Regions from separate parts of the Mus musculus genome. Here region 1 is linked to region 2. The links are chromatin loops, found by intact Hi-C in ENCODE. Cell type or tissue: gastrocnemius. All regions are shown on one strand. Links, peaks and the distances in the headings refer to the core of each region. The heading gives the core; the rest is flanking DNA. Region 1 has its middle 16 kb from the start of Des. Region 2 overlaps Asic4 (acid-sensing (proton-gated) ion channel family member 4).

Region 1 (9,225 bases), core at 722-8,721, 120 kb after region 2:
CACATCCTTCTACCATGTGGATTCTGGGTATCGAACTCAGGTCCCTAGATTTAACGTCAAGTGCCTTTACCTACTGAGCCATATAGCTGACCCAGAAGCTGAATCTCATTGACTTCTCTGAGCAGTGTGGTCTGGAGTCTCCACATTAAGAGAAACCAGATGACAGGTGTATCCCATAGAAGAGACATTATCCCATCACATGTTGACATGGCTACTCTGCCAAGCCTCTATGGTACTACCATTCCTCCTGGGGATGGATACCCTGGATCCTTCCTTCCTTCTTTCTCCCAGGTTTCTTGGCTCAGCCTTGAAGCCACTGGCCCTCCCCACAGCTAATGCAGACCTACCTCCTTCTGGGTTCTCTGAGTTCCAGTTTCCCTACCACACGTCTCCTAGTCCCCAGTTCCAGCAGACTACAGGGGAAACCTCTGTACTTCTCTGGGTATCGTGAGTCCTGTGCAGTCCTGAGCTTGCCCAAGGGACAGATGAGGCAGAGCTGTCAAGGCTGCCACCCCAAGGAGAAAAAGAGGTCCCACTCTTTGACCAACCTTGGAAGAGCTTTTGTTGTTTGTTTGATCGTAGTTTGGCTTTTTCTTACTGTATTGATCTCAGATAGGATCTCACTGTGTAACCCTGACTGGCCTGGAACTCCCTCCACAAATCAGACTGGCTTCAAATTCACAAAGATTTGCTTGCTTCTGTGTCGTGAGGGATCAAAAGCGTGCATCACCACACCAGGCATGGCATCAGGCTTTGTGGGCTGCAGAGAGGAGGGCTCAACAGGCTTGGACAGGGCAGGCCCATCAGCCACCCTCAGAGCCAGTTCTTAGTACTCTGCTAGAAGGTGAGCTCTGCTTGCCTCTCCCTTCATGTAGAGACAGACCAGTGGCGGTGATCCTGGGTCATCACTCAGCACTTGCCTCTCCCTGATTCATCTCCATTCCTTTCATCTTTCCTCATCGGCCCTTTTGGTTCCAACTCCTCTAGTTTGGTCATATTCCTGCTGTTCTGGGCCCTTTCCAAATTTCCTCTGAGGCTCTGGGTGCTTTAAACAGGGCCCGAGCGGCTGGCAATGACCTCACAGGGCCACTATGCACAAGCTGCTATTTATAGCTGTATAGGATCACACTGCTCTTCTTCGCACAGCCCAGAGTCATGGTCATCTTAAGGGTCCCCTCAGACTCTGGGGCCTTCTCTGACACTTTAGATCACATCACACAACACAGCCTAAACCATGCTTGCTAGGGGGAGGGGTACTTATTCTCTGAACCATTCAGGTACACACCGAAACTGAAACTCCAGAGAACACCAGACAGGGTCTTGCCATGTAGCCTCTCAGCCTGCACATCAATCCGTGCTTGTTCTAACTCTTTACTCCCCCATCCTCTTAGACCCACTGAGAAATAGTTACACAATGGCTCAAGTTCTACTGGACTCTATAGAGCCTGAGCAAAAGAAAGAATTGGGGAAGAGCAGATAGGCCCTGCCTGGATTCAGACCCTGGGTCGATCCCTCTTGAGGAAGTCTGTTCTCCACGAGCCTCAGCTGAACTAGCCAAATGGCTCTGCAAGTAGAGGTGACTGTTGCCAGACCTGATAACCTGAGCTCAGTCCTTGGGATCCACACGACTGAAAGAGGAAATTCCTACACATTGTCTTCTGACAAAGCCCACACATTAGCCAGGGCCCATGCGCATCCATACGCATGCACACAAAATAAATTTTAAAAATGTAATTTAAAAAAGAAAGTAAGCTGAGCAGTGATGGCATACAACTTTAATCCCAGCATCTGGGAAGCAGAGGCAGGCAGATCTCTGATTTTGAGGCCAGCCTGGTCTGTAGACTGAGTTCCAGGATAACTAGGGCTACTCAGAGAAACCCTGTCTCAAAAAAAACAAGACAAAAGGAAGGAAGGAAGGAAGAAAAGAACGTAGGAGCCAATGAAAGCTACATGTAATACATGCAGTGTAGGTAAGAGGATTAGATTCCAGGTCAGCCTGGGCTATACACTGTGAACTGGAGACCAGCCTGAGCTATGACAGTGAAGGGCTGGGTGCTGTGTTTTATAAACAAGAAAAGGAACCAGGGATATGTTTGATAGAGGTGCAGTATGGTGTGGGGTAAGAGGGTGCCTCTGCTGGTCCATGCTGAAACATCTTTTCCCCCTGAGGTACCAGCCACACGCTGGATATAGTATGGAATAGAATTTACGTAGGTTATGGGGAGGAGAGTTGAGGAGGAAGTAGAGACAGAGAAAGGAAATGGTGGGGAATAGGAGAGGCCGGCCATGAACACAGAGAGAGGGGGAGGGGAATGGAAAGAAAAGGGACAGAGAGGGAGGAAGAGGGGAAGAGAGTGAGGAAGAGGCAAGCAGCCCCTTTTATACTGAGTCAGGCATACCTGGCTATTGCCAGGTAACTGTGGGGCGGAGCCTAAAAGGAATGTTAACACTGGGGCTTTAGCTCCGTGGTAGAGCACTAACACACTTAGGGTCCCAGGTTCAACCCCCAGTACTTCTGGGCCTGTTTCCCCATCTGTGAAAGAATAAGAGAAAAGGAGACCACAAACTAAATGACCCATAGCCGTAAGCTCTCAGTAAGGGCCAGCCATTACCACGTTGTCCCGCCTCTCCACTACAGGGTCTGGCTCTAAATCTTGCGTCTAGCAGGCACAAGGCCAAGATCCATAGCCACAGCCTCCTGACTCCAGGTCTCCCGCTCTTCCTCCCACAGCCTATACTGCCTCTGGTAAGACCCTCGCTGCCACTCAGGAACTGTAGCTCTGTACTAGGCATGGTACTGTGGATCGCTGCCTCCTGACGACCTTGCGAAGCATCGGCTTCCATCTTCCTTTTACAGAGCAGATGGGCGGAGCTTGAAGAGGGGAGTGGTAAGTTCCCCAGGGTTGCACAGCAAAATAAAACAAAACCCACCACCGTGCGACCACATCAAAACCAAACCCACCTGGATTTGGCCCTTCCTAGTGGCCCTAGAAGGTCTGCTCTTTTCTCTGTGTGGGCCATACAACAGACAGAGTTGGCAGCACCAGCCTAGGTCTTTCTCTTTAACTCAGCCCTATAAGGGGATTTCCATGGGAGAAAGTCCCACATTCGGAGTGAGGTTGTTCGGGACAGGCTTCTCTCTCCAACCCCACCGCCCTCCAGTTGGAAGCTGAGGCCTCAGGATGTGTGTGGAGGTGGAGGATGTGGGGGTAGAGGTTTCCTAGCTGTAGGGCAAAAGAGATGGACACCCACACCCACACGCTAAAGCCTCACACTCCCCTTGGTTGCACCCTGGCCACAGACTGCCCCCAACCGGCCTCATCCACACATCCCTTCTAGGTAGGCTGCCTGAAGACTAAGGGCTGGAGCCAGGCTAGATCTTAAAGCCTCGAAGTTGGAAAGAGACTCTGAGGCCGATTGCCAGCTGCTGGGGATTCCCATCACCTCAGCACCCCAACTCCCCCGGGGCAAGAGATGACCCCCAAGAGGCTCTTTTCCCACGAACATCCCAGCAGCGGCACAAGTGTTTCTGCTGCCAGAAGCTGTACCCACACAAGTCCCAGAGTCCTTCAGACCCCCCTACTCATCTTGCCTCGGATAAGTTAGCCCTCCTCCACCCTCCCATGCTGGGTACCGGAATAGAAGCTCTGAGCTCCTACTCTTGGGACTGGGAGCGGCCACAGCCGCTGCTGCCACTCAAGATAGGGGAGGGGCTGCAAGGAGAGGAGGGCCCAGTGGGGGAGGGGACTCGAGTTGCTCCCCAAGTCTTTTCTTCACAGCTCCATACCATCAACAGAACAATACAGTGTCTGGGTCTTGGGGCTCCCGGCACAAAAACTTTGTACGGGGTCAGCATCCTAATTTCTGTCCCTTCTCAGCTTGGCTCAGCATCTCTTTTCAACTGGGTATCTAGCCCATCCTACTCCAACTCCAACTAAGTAGATCGTCTCTACTGGGTGACCCAGCATTCCAGCCTTACTCGGGTCAAAAGGGTTTCCGGCCTGACTTGGGATCCCCACCCCCACCCTGAGGTCTCTGGCCCGCTCCTCTGGGCCTCCCAGTTGCTGGCCCTTTGCAATTCTTTCTCCTGGCACCTCCCCCCAGCCCCGGCCAGATTTAGCTTCTTTAATCTTCCCTGAAATCCAATCCGGCCATTTCCTGAGCACAGGCTGCACTTCCCAAATGGCCTGTCACTGGAGAGGGTCCTGGCCAGGGAGGACTCAACTCTTAGCTAGACTGAAGGAACCCCACTTCCAATCCTGTACCTCCAGTTAAACCTCTCTTCTTCCCACTCCAGAGAAGCCCTGAGAACTCTGGCTATGTAGGGTTCAGCTAGCTACCATTGGCCTCCACAGGCAGGGCCAAGGGGAGCCTGTTGGAATGGGCTCTCTCTCTGCCTGGGGCATCTTTACTCAGAGTTCTTTTCTACCGTGGGCCTCTCCTCTCCCTTTGCACTGCAAGCCTGACCATTCGGCTCTTCCCTTCTTGGAGTGCAGACTGGAACCAGTACACCCAGGCACTCACCTGAGCTCCTCTTCCTCCTGTGTGACCTTGAGTGTGTCGCCACCCTCTCTGGGATCTCCAGGAAATGGGTGGAGATCATAATTTAGACCCTTAGCTTAGAGCCATGAGGAGAAGCTAAGAGACTTCATGCCCCGGACAATTCTGGATACATGACAAGTGTTATTTAGACACTAATGGAAGGGCTGGAGATAGAACTTGGTGTGAGAGAACTGGACTAGCATCCACAAGGTCAGGGCCGACATCCCCTGAACCCCCAAACAGCAGCAGCAACAGCAACATGTTCATCATAGTCTGGATTCTTCTGAGACATTTTAAAAAAGTGTCCAGTGAGAACACCATTTCCTGCCTTGAAGCTCCGAGACTTTCTTCTGTGTTAAGATACCATGGATTGTGAGACACTTCACTTATTTAATAACATCATTTCTGGAGGAAACAACAACGTTACCGTACAAAACGTACAAAACTGTCAGCCATCCATCTTCTGATCGCAGAATGTTCTGGAATGCAATGTCTGTGTGGCATCCCTTCCTCTATCCTTCTTCTCTATCCAGAGACCCCCTGTCCCAGCTTCCTTGTATTTATTTATTTACTTACTTACTTGCTTATTTTGTTTACTGTTGGTGCTTGAAGACTGGGGTTCAAGTCATTTCTACCAAAGGTTAATTTGTTGTTGTTTTGTTTTTTAGCTAACTGGCCCTAGGTTAAAAAAAAAAAAAAAAAAAAAAAAAAAGCATGCATTTCCTCATGCCCCGGTTTTTCCTTAAGCAATTCACAATTGTAGTGAATATTAAACAAAGTGTATGTATATATTTATTCAGCACTGAATTGGATATTCAACACACGGGAGCTATTATTATTGTAACGATTTTGAAACGTTTGTTGAATTGAATCAGTTTTCCCAAGATGTGGGAGGTGGAGCTCTGGTATTCCATGGTCCAGATGCCCTCCAGTGGTCATCATGGGGAACGGCAGGCTTCCTGTAGGCTTTGGGACTCCCCTAACTGGTTCAGAAATTCATTAAACTACCCACACCCACGCCAGGCTCATCCAATCCTCCTGGAATTCTTCACGTTACCCTTCCTTTTAAGGCGACCTTAGGGATTTCTAAAAAGAGAACTGAAGAATATCAGAGATGTCTAGAGAAGCAAGGTTTAGCAATGGAGGCTAATCTAGACACATTGTCTCAGAGTCCAGAGTCCCACTGAAATAGATTGTGTTAATGCCAAAGACGGGAGGAGAAAGACCACTGAGCCAAATCACCAGGGCCAAATTAATTAAAGCGGGCAATTAATCAAAGCAAACTTTTAAATGGGTACATGGGTTTCCTCCCACTGAGGCAGGATTTGAGGTCAGTTTGGATGTGAGGGAGGCAAGGTTTTTATAGCTCAGGGGTAGGGAGTTTTCAAATGGGGGATCTGAGACAAAATAGGCAGCACACAAGCACACCTAGTTAGTCATAACAACCTCTTGTAACAAAGACACGATTGCAAGGAGGTCGGAACAGCAGATAGTCCTAAGAAGGGAGCCAGAACAACCCGTTTGAAACAAAGACAGGGTTGTAAGATGGTTATTAACTTTTGAAAGGAAGACATGACTGCCGTTCCTGGAACAGGCAGTGCAGAACCTTTTGTAGTTAAGGTTGCAGGTGGGGCACAGCCTAGCTCTTGAGAGTCTGGAGGTGTTACCATGAACAGGAATGAACCTACTTTGTCTTTACTGTAAGATGGCTTTTAAGCCTAAAATGGAGGCCGGTTGGTTCTTCAGCGGGTAGAAGGCTATGAGCAGAGCACCATTCCTCTGTGACCCAGACACTGTGGGACTTGGTCTGTGGAAACACCCTCCTGCTGCCGTCGTCCCAAAAATCTAGTCCAGGACGAGGTTAGCCTGAATCCAAGAGTCTGAATCTATGGCTTGACGGATCTATCCTCCGCTCACCCAGGCCGTCTTTCCTTCCTCCATTTATCCATTCATCAATATGTATTGAACACTGGATATGTACCCAGCCTCGTGCTCTAAGTGCTGGGGGTTAAAAAAGATCAATTTAACACAGATACAGACACAGCGACTAAGAGTTGTTCATAATGTCCCAGACACCACATGGGGAGCTAATCCTCCCATTCAAGTGTTTACAGCATCTGTGTGTAGCTTGGAGGGGAGGTGGGAAGCAGTACCAGAGGCAGAAAAGCCAACATCACATTAGATTCCAGATGCCAGATTTCCTGGACAAAACCTGCCTAGGTCCAGCTAAGGTAGAGCCTGGCTCTCTCCTCCAGGGTCACTGTTGTGTTTTATAAAAAAAAAAAGAAAAAGAAAAGGAAAGAAAACAAAGCTAGGGATATGTTGTTTGGTGGAGACATGGTATGGTGTGGGAGAAGGGGTACCTCTGTGGGCTCATGCTGAGGCATCCCTTCCCCCTGAGGTACCAGCCACAGGACAGTATAGTATAGAATAGAGTTTATTTAGGGCATGAGTAAGGGGGTTGAGGGAGTAGAGACAGAGAAAGGCAGAGGGGGTTGGGTGGGTGGAGGAGTAGAGGCCCACGGGGTGGAGAGAGAGGGGAGGGGAATGGGAAGAGAAGGGACAAAGAGAGAAGAGAGATGAGCAAGAGAGGAGGGGCAAGCAGCCCCTTTTATAGTGAGTCAGGCACACCTGGCTGTTGCCAGGTAACTGTGGGGAGGAGCCTAGATGAACCCTCACCCTGTTCCCTGGGAATCCCTCCTCACCTTAAACAGATTCCCACTTCGAAAGGCACCAGAGTACGGCTCTCCTTTTCTGTCACGGCCCTTACCCAGGCCCAGAGCTTGGAGCCAAGTAGGTTTTTGTTTTACTTGTTTGTTTATTTGTTTGTTTGGTTGGTTTTTAGAGACAAGGTTTCTCTGTGTAGCTCTGGCTGTCCCAGAACTCAGAGATCTGCCTGCCTTCACCTCTGGAGCACTGGGCTTAAAGATATGCATCACCACTGCCTGGCTGGGAGCAAGGTTTGTTGATTTTTTGAAGAAGGATCTCACTGTGTAGCTCTAACTGGCCTCATGAAGCCTCCCTGGGATTACAGAGGTGAGCTGTCATGCCCAGCTTGGAGCACCGCCTTTTTAAAACCCATGCTAGCCAAGGATGGCTCAGCTGGGGACTTCACTCACCGGTACTTAGCACTGAAACACAGCTCCCTATTTCTGGTCAGACCCCCATCTGGAATCACAGGAGGGAGGAGGGCTGCAGGTGTTTCAGGGTCTGTCCCTCTGGAAGGTGGCTGGAGGAAGGTAGAGTTGGTAAGCCCATGTCACTGCTGTGTACAGCCTCCCGAGACTGTCCTCCCTTCCTGAGAGTTTCCCAAATGTCCTCCCTCCTGCCTTTTGCTGGGCCCATTTCCTCAGAACCCTTTGAAGCTTCAATAGCACAAACCTTGGTTCCTTCTAGGTCCCCTCAGCCCAGCCAGACTGGTGCTGTCCAATAGAAACATAACAGGGTTGGGGGGTGGGGTGGGGTGGCTCAGTGGTTAAGAGCACCTGAGTTCAATTCCCAGCACCCACATGATGGCTCCCAACCATCTGTAATAGGATCTGATGCCCTCTCCTGGTGTGTCTGAAGACAGCTACAGTGTACTCATATACATACAATAAATAAATCTTAGAAAAAAAAAAAAGAAGAAGAAAGAAACGTAACAGGGGCCACACAGATAATTTTAAATGTCTTAGAAACCACATTTTATTTTAAAGAATGACATAAGAAACAGATGGAATTGATTTTAATAACTGAATATACTTATTCTGTCTGAAATAGGACTTTGGCATGTGATCAACATTATGAACATAGACATTTGTTTCTAAGCTGGCATGGACATTACCTTCTACAGCAGCGCCTCTCGGCAGGCAAAGTGCTTGCTTGAGTGTACAGATACCTTTCAGGAGTCCAGGAGCCACATGGGCCTGCTGCATTGGACAGCAAGGCTCTAGAACCTTCCTTTGCTACTTGGCATGTGCATTTAAAAAAACAAAAACCCTCATGTGGTTCATCATTTCATCTCTGGGTATCTTGTCTCCTTAGGGAGATTAGGAGCTGCCTCTGGACAGAGTCCTATTTTATTCTCCTGCTTATCTCCCATGACACCTCAAAACTGTGCTCCACGCTCAGACGGCGCCCCAAGCGTGTTTGTTGATGGGAGTGAGCGTTGGGGGATTGATTTTTGTGGTTTGGTTATGGCTGTAAATGGTGTTTTATAGATTGCTTCTATAGAGGCTCCCTGCCGCAGTCGTAGCAGAAACAAGCAGCGGCGGTTGTCAGCAAAGGCAGAGAGGCCTCGGGGCAGATGGGGCTCCCTGAATCAGGAGGGGGAAATCCTGCTAGACAAGACACCATTTCTCTAACTTAAAAACCTGTCATTGCTGCCGCTTGCTCTCCCGTGCAGCCCTGTCTCCATCAGACCTGAGATCTAGGCCTTGTCAGGGTACATTACACAAAGGATGTGTCTCCGGTTTCCCACCACCGGCCTCGTAGCTGCTCAGGGTTGAAAAGGAGTTATTCAGGCTGACAAGAGCCTGGCCCACAGCAGATGCTCTGAGCGTGCTGTAGGGTGAGGAATCGAATGGATCGTGGGTGGCAGGGAAGTCTTTCATTCAAGTATTCATGAGCCAGAAATGTGTGTGGAGAAGTAACTACTGGGTTCTGGGTTCTACATGGAACAAGGCTGGTGTGTCCTTGCAGAGC
Region 2 (9,225 bases), core at 371-8,370:
GACTTGGACTGGGAAGGGCTTTTCTGGGTGAAACTTAGATAATGAATGGCACTCCGGGCAGGAGACCCAATATACACAAAGAGGGCAGCTCCTTCCCAGCCTCTTCTGTGCCCCAGGCCTGCGGAAGGGCTCTCTCCACAAAGCTCGTCTGCGGGCATGGCTTACCTTATATAGGTCTCATTGCGGTTGTACTTCCTTGCCAGGTATCTGGCTGAGCCCCTGTTGGGGATCTTGACCATGGAGATCTCTTTGCCGTAACGAGTCAGGTTGCAGGGTGTAGGGCAGAAGCATGGGCCCTCGGAGCCCCCACCAAGGGAGTCTGCAACACAAAGGCACCAGTTGCAGTAGGGAGAATGGCCCACAGGCACAGTGACTATGGGGACAGGCACAGAGGCTATCCTGAGTTGGCATGTCCATTTAGAAGGCCAGATCATTCACCTTCTAGAGCATGCTGATTGAGGTCCCCCTCAGACCAACTTTAAATGACCCATGACAACTGCATCTACACCTACACATCTCTCCCTCTGTCCTCAGATCCCTGGGACAAGGAGGTCCCATGGCTCAGAAGGAAGAATTAGTCAACATGGGATCTCAGACACACAAGCAATGAATTAGGGAAAGGATGCTGGGATGGCTGGGAGGGAGGATGGGTGAATGGATGGATAAGTGGGTGGGCAGAATCCACACACTTGATAAGCTAGGATGTCTCTGCTTGCCCTTTTGGTCCCCCATTTCACTCTCCCCTTGTCTTATACCCCAGGGGCTGGTCCCTGTGGTCAGGCAGGTCAGAGGGAGTTGGAGGACAGGGATCCGTGTGCACTTCTTTCCCAGTTTCTCCAGTTATCAGGCTACAGATAGGGGTTGCATTCTTCTGTGCCACACTGCTCTCAGACAGCCTCAGGTAAGAGCTCATGTTTGCTCTCCATTTCCCTCCTTTCTCTCTCCTTCCTTCCTTCCTTCCTTCCTTCCTTCCTTCCTTCCTTCCTTCCTTCCTTCCTTCCTTCCTTCCTCCCCTCCTCCTCCTCTTCCTCCTCTTCCTCCTTCTCTCTCTCTCTCTCTCTCTCTCTCTCTCTCTCTCTCTCTCTCTCTCGTTTCATGATGCCCCTTCATACCTTCAGGCCTGAGAGTGTCACCTGTTCTGTGGACTCTCACTACACCTGTGGCTCTTTTATCTAGCTGATACATCTGTTCCTTTGTTTAATGCTCTTCAGTCACACACTTCACAGGTGCAGGTGTTATTGGGGTATAGAGGAGAGCCTGGTGTGCTAGTTGGCTACCTCAGCATTTCAAATGCATCCCCAGTGGCCCATCAAATCTAGATTTCTGCAGTGAGTTCTGGTGCCCTGCTTCAAACTATCTGCTCTGCTCACTATCTCACTCGCCTTTTTACCTTGCCTTAAGTCTATGTTGGCTTCCAAGAACCTCCCTCTTCCATACTCTGCTCCCTCCCTTGACCTCTGCCTCCAGCTCTACTGACCTTTGGGTACCCTAGACAAAGCAAGCTTTCTCTAGCCACAAGGTCTCTGGGACATGGGACATGCTATCTCTTCTATATAGAACCCTTCAAACCTTGACTAATGTGTAAGTAGCTTTTCATGTAGAATCTTCCCTACCCTTCTAGACTAGGGCTACATGCCCCTCCCCAGGGCCTTATAACACCCATGAGATACCCCTATTCAAGAACTATTGTGCTGTGATAGCATCTGTCCTTAGTAAGTGTTCATGGTCAGGGCTCTTGGACCCTTAATCTCAATACCCAGAACAAGTTGAGTAAGTCTAGAGAGTCAATCAATCAATCAACAGTTAAGCATGTGGATGGATGGGTGGATGGATGGATGGCGGGTGGTGGATGAGCTGCAGCTCAGGAGAACCATGGAAAGATGGAGTTCATTTTACCCATACTGACATCCAGCAATGTATTTTTCCTAGGGCTCAGGGAGAAGTCATTTTACTTCCTCTGAGTAAGAGGCAGGGGTAGGGAGTTGCGGAGGAGAGAAGAGAGAATGTTGACTGGGAGAACAGAGATGGGCTCCACTCCCAGTCCTGGTTTTCTGTAGCATCTCCATGGTCTGCCATCACTTACCGAGTATCTGAAGCTATAGAAGCCATTAGGACCCACCCCCACCTCCCTCTGAGATATGAACAGAGCTCAACTTCAGCAAGACCTCTCCAGGACAGACTGGAAGGAGAAGTGATAAGACACAGGAGATGAGCACACAGAGGGGTGAGGAATGATGAGAGGCAGGGAAAGGGAAGGCAGCACACACCCAGTGTGTGGTCGGCACATTCAATGTAGATATTTGGTGGGCAGATGGTCTCGTTGCCTGAAAGGAGAGAAGAACAGTTCTGAGATCTACAGTCCTTTCCCTTCTCCCTCACCACACACCTGTGTAGACATCTACATGTATGCATGTTTACACATATGCATAACAGTTCAATGTATATACACACACACACGCATAAAAACAGTAAAAATGCATACATACACATATGCAGGTAATTGCACATTTGCTTACACAATCATGTTACAGTCTTCGGGTCATGCACACAGCCCCAAAACACATACCCACGAATATATATTAGCATGCACGCAAGCATGCACATCTATGCGCTCCCAAGTATACGAACCCATGTGTAAGTATCCAGACATACACATGAGCACACGCTCATGCGTGTAGATGCGTGTACATGTGGTACGCATGCATCTCTGCCTCCTGGAAGTTCGGGAGCTCAGAAGAGTGGCACCAAAGACTGGCTGGAGGTGCCCACCTGGCATGTGCACCATCCGGCAGTGGCAGCGCTGAAGCACGGCCTCCTTCTCACAGCGCAGTCGGCAGGCAGACACACTATAGGCTGAGTAGCCCTGAAGCTCAGGCTCCCTGAGCTCGCTTTCCGCCCGGCAGTTGCCCCAAGGCTGGGGCAGATAAGTTAGCTGCAGAGATGGGGCATGACAAGGTCAAGGCCAAGCGTGTCCATCAGGGCCAGTCCTCCAGTGTCAATAGCCCCAGCCAGGGCCATGGGGCTGGCAGACTGAGTATCTGCCAGGCAGATGTGGCCAGCATCCCTTTAAGCAGTGAGTTGCCCTGTGCCCAGCCTAGGCCTAGCTGGGGATGCTCACCCGCTGTTCCTGGCAGGACACAAAAGTCTGGAAGCCTGGGGACACGCCAAACCCCAGCTGGTGGATGTAGGGCGGCTCCTCCTGGCTGTGGATCTGCACCCGGATCCCTGCCTCGAATGACGTCTCGTCTGCACAGCAGAGATGAGAGGCTTCAGACCCCCCTTCAGGGGTAGAGCCGAGCCCAGGCCCCATCCCTGAGCTGGCCCTTATCCCCTTCCCGCCTGCATACTTGTCTCCCTCCATATGGGTAGGTATTCCTCCTGCTGGATGTCTAGCATGATCTCCAGGCCACTACCCATGCCGCCTGCCCTACTGGGCAGTGAACTCTGAGGATCTGCATTAAAGGTGTAACACTTCCCATAGCGAGTATAGACCTGGAGGGAGAAAGAACACAGCAGACACAGAACTCTTAATATTTTTTTGGCAGGTTTTTACTGTGTAGTTGAGATTGGATCTGCTCCTCCCCAGGGCCTTGCAGTAACCCAGAAATTCCCCTGCCCAAGATTTGCTACACTGTGTAGCTACAAGAACTCCCTGTGTAGCCGGCCTTGAATTCCCAATCCTCCTGCTTTAACCACCCAAGAGCTGGGAGTACAGAGATTCACCACCACACCAGGCTCAGAACTCTTGCTATCCTATCAATCCTGCTCTCCCTTTCCTGAGTAAAGGGTCCTCCTATTGCTACTTAGGGTCTTTTGAGTAAGGATCCTTAAAGTCTGCATCTCCCCCACTCCCAAAACAATTCTAAAATGGTCTACCTCCTCGGGCTCCCTTCATCCATTCCTTTCCTCTGTTTTCCACACAGCAGTCAAAACACTCAAACCAACCAAGTCCCCTGCCAGATTCTAGTCTCTGTAGTGCACACATCATGTTGTAAAACTCAAGTATACACAATAAAGCTTATTTTATTCTTTGTGCATGTGTGCGTGTTTACATGCGGGGGAGGCCAGAGATTAATGCCCAGTATCTCCCTCAATCATTCTCTCCGTTACTTTTGGAGACAGAACCTTCCACTGAACATGGAGATCATCCGTTTGGCTAGGCTGGCTGGCCAGTGAGCTCTAAGGATGCTCTCATCTCTGCCTCCCTAGCACTGGGATCTCTCTCTCTCTCTCTCTCTCTCTCTCTCTCTCTCTCTCTCTCTCTCTCCCCAGTGCACAGATTTTTACATGGATGTTGGAAAGCAGAGTCCTATTTCTTACACAGCAAGTCCTTCATCAACAGAGCCATCCTTCCAGCCCCAACAAAAGTTATTTTTAAGTGAAACTAAACAGTGACAGCTTCTCGTTTCCTAGAGAATAAAGTCAGACACTTTCCTTAGCGTTAAAGTCGCCCTTCAGTGTGGCCCTGGCCCTCTTCCTCCCTCCCTTTCCACTCCTGACTCTGTGACTCAAACATCCAATCCTTGTGTTCACCTCTGGCCTTAGTTGTTGCTCCGTCTCTGGGAGCGGCAGAGCCAGCTGTCCTGCTTCCCCTGTAAGCCTCAGACCTTGCTCCTCCGCTCATCTACCCATTTTACTGCCCATTGCCCACGTCCCCCACTGGAGAGCAAGCTGTACAGAAGCAGGGGGCCTGAATGTTGTTCCATGCATTTGTCCCATCGTGGGGACACCTTATAAACCTTTACTATCTAAAGCCCGGCTCATGTCTCCACGACCAGCATTCTCTCCAAAGGACACCAGATGGCGCTGGTGTCCCAAAGATGAAGGCACGGGCCCGGACTGGGGATTTTCGTGACTGCCTGGAGTCACTGAACAGCTGGAGTGGGAGAGCTACTGAGAAAGAAAGAGGCGGATTCTAGTCGTTGCTCCTCCACCCCTCCCAACTCACCCCACAGGGATGTGGCCCTGGGTCAAACCCATCACAGGCAGAGCCAGCGAGGGGTCCGTGAGCTCCAACATTATCCCCACCCCTTTTCTTGGCAACGTGTTCACACTGTAAAAGCTGGGAAAGGAACCTGAAGTGACTTGGAGGGAAAAGATCTCCTTAGACTTGGCTGCAGCGGGAAAGTGAGAGCCAGAGGCTGAGCAGAGGGTGGGACTGGGACATGGAGTTCTGAAGCAACCTAAGGGGAACACCAGGGACACTTTGAGGGTAAGGTTCTGTCCTCCCTCCTCTGGTGAGTTGGTTACTTGCAGCTTCACCAACCTTTCTTCTACACACACACACCTCCTCCCCAGTACAGCCTTTACCCAAACTGATTTCTGAAACAACAACAAAATACGCATAGCAGGCACCTTGACATTTACAAAACATGAAAACATCCACTGCTACGCTGTGTCATCCACCCGGTGCCTCTGACTTCAGGTGTGTTTGACGACCTTGGTTCCAGAGAAGGAAACTGAGCTCAGAGAGGTGAGGTGACTCTAATGAAGCCGCACAGCTTCAGAGTGGAAGGCTAAGCTCCCCGATACTCCCATCATTCATTGTTAGCATCCTTCCAACCCAAACCTACCCAGCTTCTGCCTCAGGATGGAAAAAGACGGACTGTGCCTCACACTGGAACTTCTTTCCTTGGTTCCTCTTTCCCTTCAGCTCCATTCTTCAGCCCCATCCTCCCAAGGTCATTTGTCTTTCCCTTCCTCACCAGTCCTTCACAGCTTCTGGGTTCTAGTCTCATCCCAACCCCATCTCCGCCTGTACCCTCCATCACTGCATGTCCCTGAGAGCAGGAGTGGGCATCACAGACATCTTAGAGCATGTTAGGCCGGGTGCTCAGTCTAATGGAATCATCACAACTGCCCCCAAGGGCAGTATTACTATCCTCATTCCATAGACGAGGAGACAGAAGCTCAGAGAACTGGACCAGTTTGCAGAGGTCTCCAAGATCGGTGCTCCTCAAATGCCAATTTGTACCCAGATCCCCTTTGTAACGTGCTGGTTCTGGTTTAATACATGGAAGTAGACGGACTCCTGAGAATGAAATTCTGCTTTTTTTACAAATCTGCTGATCTGTGGACTGCACAGTAAGTAGAAAGTTCTAGATGAACAAGGAAGGCATGGTGGCACAAGCCTGTAATCCCAGAAGCTCTGGACCAATGCAAGAGGACTAGAATTCATGGCCTGTCTGGGCTGCAAACTGAGTTCAAGGTTAGCTCTAGCCACTTAGTGAACCTGTCTCAGAAAGTAGAGGGTCATGGGTCTAGCTCAGAGGTGGAGGGATTGCCTATGTTGGGGAAGTCCTAGGTTCCATGTCTGGTGCTGAAACTGAGAATAACTAGAGGCCAAACCAGAGTCAAGCAAGACAGCTTGGGCCTAGTCACGGGCTCTCAAGACATGCCTGGAGAGAGAGGAACCTGAAGTACACGGGATGCAAACCTCCTGGATCTCTAGCGGTGTGGGAAAGGCAGATACAGGAAACATACAAGTGAGTGCCCAACATCCTCCTGTTTCAGGCCGAGAAGATGCTGGAATCCATTCCTGCCAACTCAGCCTGTTTGGAGTGCATGCTTGAGTTGAGAGGCTAAATGAGGCCCAAGCGACGTGAGGGAACCCCGGGTTTGTGTTGCTCACATGACTGTGTCTGCCACGGCCTCCAAAGCTTAGCCTCACTCACAAGTTTTCAACTCCCTGAAGCCTCGAGTCCTACTTCCTGCTTAGCAGAACAAGGGGCAGAGAACAGGAGAAAGGCATCATCAGACATCCTCTTTTTTGTCCCAGGTCAAATCTTTCTTTCTTCCTTCCTTTCTTTCTTTCCTTCTTTCTTTCTTTCTTTCTTTCTTTCTTTCTTTCTTTCTTTCTTTCTTTCTTTCTTTCTTTCTGTCTTTTTCTCTCTCTCTCTCTCTCTCTCCTTCTTTCTTTCTTCTTTCCTTTTAGAATTTCACACATGAGTACGTGTCTCGGGCCCTTTGAGAAGTGCCTTTGATAGATCTTCTCCTTGAACCCTTTCACACAAGCCCCATGAGGTGATCACTGTTGCCCCCTGGGACGGATGAAGTGATTGATGCTCAGAAAGGGAAAGTGGCTAAGCGTGCACAGCGAGCGAAGAGCTGCAGAGATTTGGACAGGGTGGAACGCTGTATACAGCATAATCAGGACTTACGAGATACCTGCTGCGGGCTCAGTGGATGAAAGATGGTTGGAGGCTCCTAGCCCTTGGTGGAACTGCACTGTAGATGTATGTTATGTTTCAGTGTGTGCACACAGACACATGCTATTGGGCAGTGCGAGCCCCCTACAGGGTGGAACTTAGCCCTGACTTGGGAGTTGATTACCTGGCAAATGTGCAGGTGAAGTATACTGGAGAAGGGACAATGCGTGACATAGACAGTGAGTGAAAGTAGCCCAGGTCCAAAGGACACTCTATGGAGACTGGACAGGCCAGACTGGCAGGACTGGGCCACCTGCACAGCTTGGGTCAGGCCCCACTGCTGAGAAGAGCAGGTCGTTGCCCTGGAGACAGTCTTTGGCCCAGGCAGTGATGGTGGAGCCAGCCACCGGCTCCTAAGTGGTACAATTCTGGTGGCAGCACAGCCCAGAGCTTCTTCCATGGAGACGGCACGACTGTTCAGCCACAAGGTCCCACTGGCTGTCCACTCCTCCCTCCCCTGGAAGGATGTGTATACAAGAGTTGGGAGCCTAGAGGCCCAATCATAGAGAACCAAGACGTGTTCTGATGGTGGCAGGGTCATCTCCAGATAACCTCAGCTTCTAAGCTCTGCCCATGGGGCCTTGATCCTATCATAGCCCTAACACCTTCTCTCTATCTCAGCTTCTGATCCCGTGCTACCTGCCCTCGCTGGAGCATGTGACTTTAGAACTTCCTTGAGCTGAAGGTGAACGGCCACCCTAGGACCCTCTGCCAGCTTCCTTTAGCCAGCCCTTGACTGGTTCTTCTCCAACTCTATCTCTCCCTGCAGCGCTGGCCTGAATCACTGCTTGTTTCCTGTTCTAGGTCTGTCTCCTGACTGCTTCTGTAGATCCCTGGGTCTACATTTTCTGGATGCCCAACCAGTTATGCCTCCAGACTCAGTTTCTCTGCTCCTAGCCCTTGGCTAGCCTGTTTATCAATCTGCATCCCTTTCTCTCCCAAAGCCTAGATGCTGTCTGCTTTCTTTGTCCCTTGTCCCCCGTACCTCCATCCTATTTGCTTTCCTCTCTGTCCATCTTCCATGTAAGTATTCAGTTTCTACATCTTGTCTTTCTCCTAGATTTTACTATAGGCCCAAGGTTGCCCCGATGTCCTCCCTGTTCCCTCTCCCTCCCCATCTGCCCGAGACAATGATCAGGAGCTGGGAGAGATCTGTCCAGAGCTTGCTTTCCTGAGCGATGGCTTCTCTCTCAGCCCTCTGAGCTCCATCCATCCACAGTTCCCATTTCCCAAGATAGCTCTCCCTGCCTGGCTGCTGGCTCCCCTACCCCCACCTCACCCCCAGCCCTCCCTAGCTCTTCTTCCTCCCTATAGACACAGAGCCCACAGGGTTAATAGCCAATTAGTAGGGCCAGGGCTCAGCTATGTGGGAGAAGGCCCTGGGCCTCTGGGAGATAAGAAGCAGCCAGAAGCAGCAAGGACCAGGCAGCTAATCCCACAGCTAATCTGCAGCTTGGGCTTTATCTCCACTGCCTTCTGGGCACCCAGCTTCTGCCAAGACCCCAGTACCTCCCGCCTAGCTACTTCTCTGTGGATGGGAGCCCCTCTCCTTTATCCCTCTGCCCTACTCTGTGAGGTCCACCCCTATACCTCCTTCTTAGGTGCCCCGGAATGGACTCCCCTTCACCCCGCAGTACCCTGAAATCCACTGTATACCAATAGAAGGCGTTGGATTCATCTTCATCCAGCCATGACTAGCATCTAAGGTGGGAGCGCTCCTAAGCCATGAGTTTACTCAAGGGTGACCCAGGTTGCATCCCCCCTCTCACCTCTCCAGGGGCAGAGGAAGAAACTCAGCACTAATTTCTTGGATATCTGTGTTGGTCAGAAGCTTGGGGTCATGCAGACCAACCCCCAACCCCATGCCCCATTGTACAACGGCTAAATCAAAAACCTGTGAGATCTCAGCTCCCCATCCAAGAGCACACAAATAATAAGATTCCGCGTCACAACCCATCCTGCCTCCCCAGCCAGTGTCAGAATTCTTTACTAATTTTGTCCCCTCCCTGGGAGTCAG

Evidence for each region. Peaks named below come from ENCODE experiments on the same cell type or tissue, not always from the same donor. Only the 100,000 strongest peaks of a DNase experiment are listed, where the experiment ranks them.
Region 1: a loop joins it to region 2, with 5 times the contacts of the local background. A loop is called at or near these places in 35 of 42 quality-filtered maps.

Annotation. Positions count from the first base shown.
Region 1 is chr1:75,339,307-75,348,531 of GRCm38, reverse strand. No RefSeq gene overlaps it. Among named protein-coding and RNA genes, the nearest start is that of Des, 16 kb to the left of the region's middle. In gastrocnemius, for the core only: a CTCF peak has its summit at 3,309 (motif pointing left); a DNase peak (open chromatin) is centred at 5,486; H3K4me3 peaks cover 2,718 bases; H3K27ac peaks cover 4,760 bases.
Region 2 is chr1:75,463,378-75,472,602 of GRCm38, reverse strand. Asic4 (acid-sensing (proton-gated) ion channel family member 4) reads right to left here. Exons shown (of 10, transcript NM_183022.3): 2 at 3,348-3,492; 3 at 3,119-3,246; 4 at 2,770-2,932; 5 at 2,268-2,324; 6 at 166-319. Among named protein-coding and RNA genes, the nearest start is that of Gm32506, 8.5 kb to the right of the region's middle. In gastrocnemius, for the core only: a CTCF peak has its summit at 4,796 (motif pointing right); a DNase peak (open chromatin) is centred at 4,827; H3K4me3 peaks cover 231 bases; H3K27ac peaks cover 927 bases.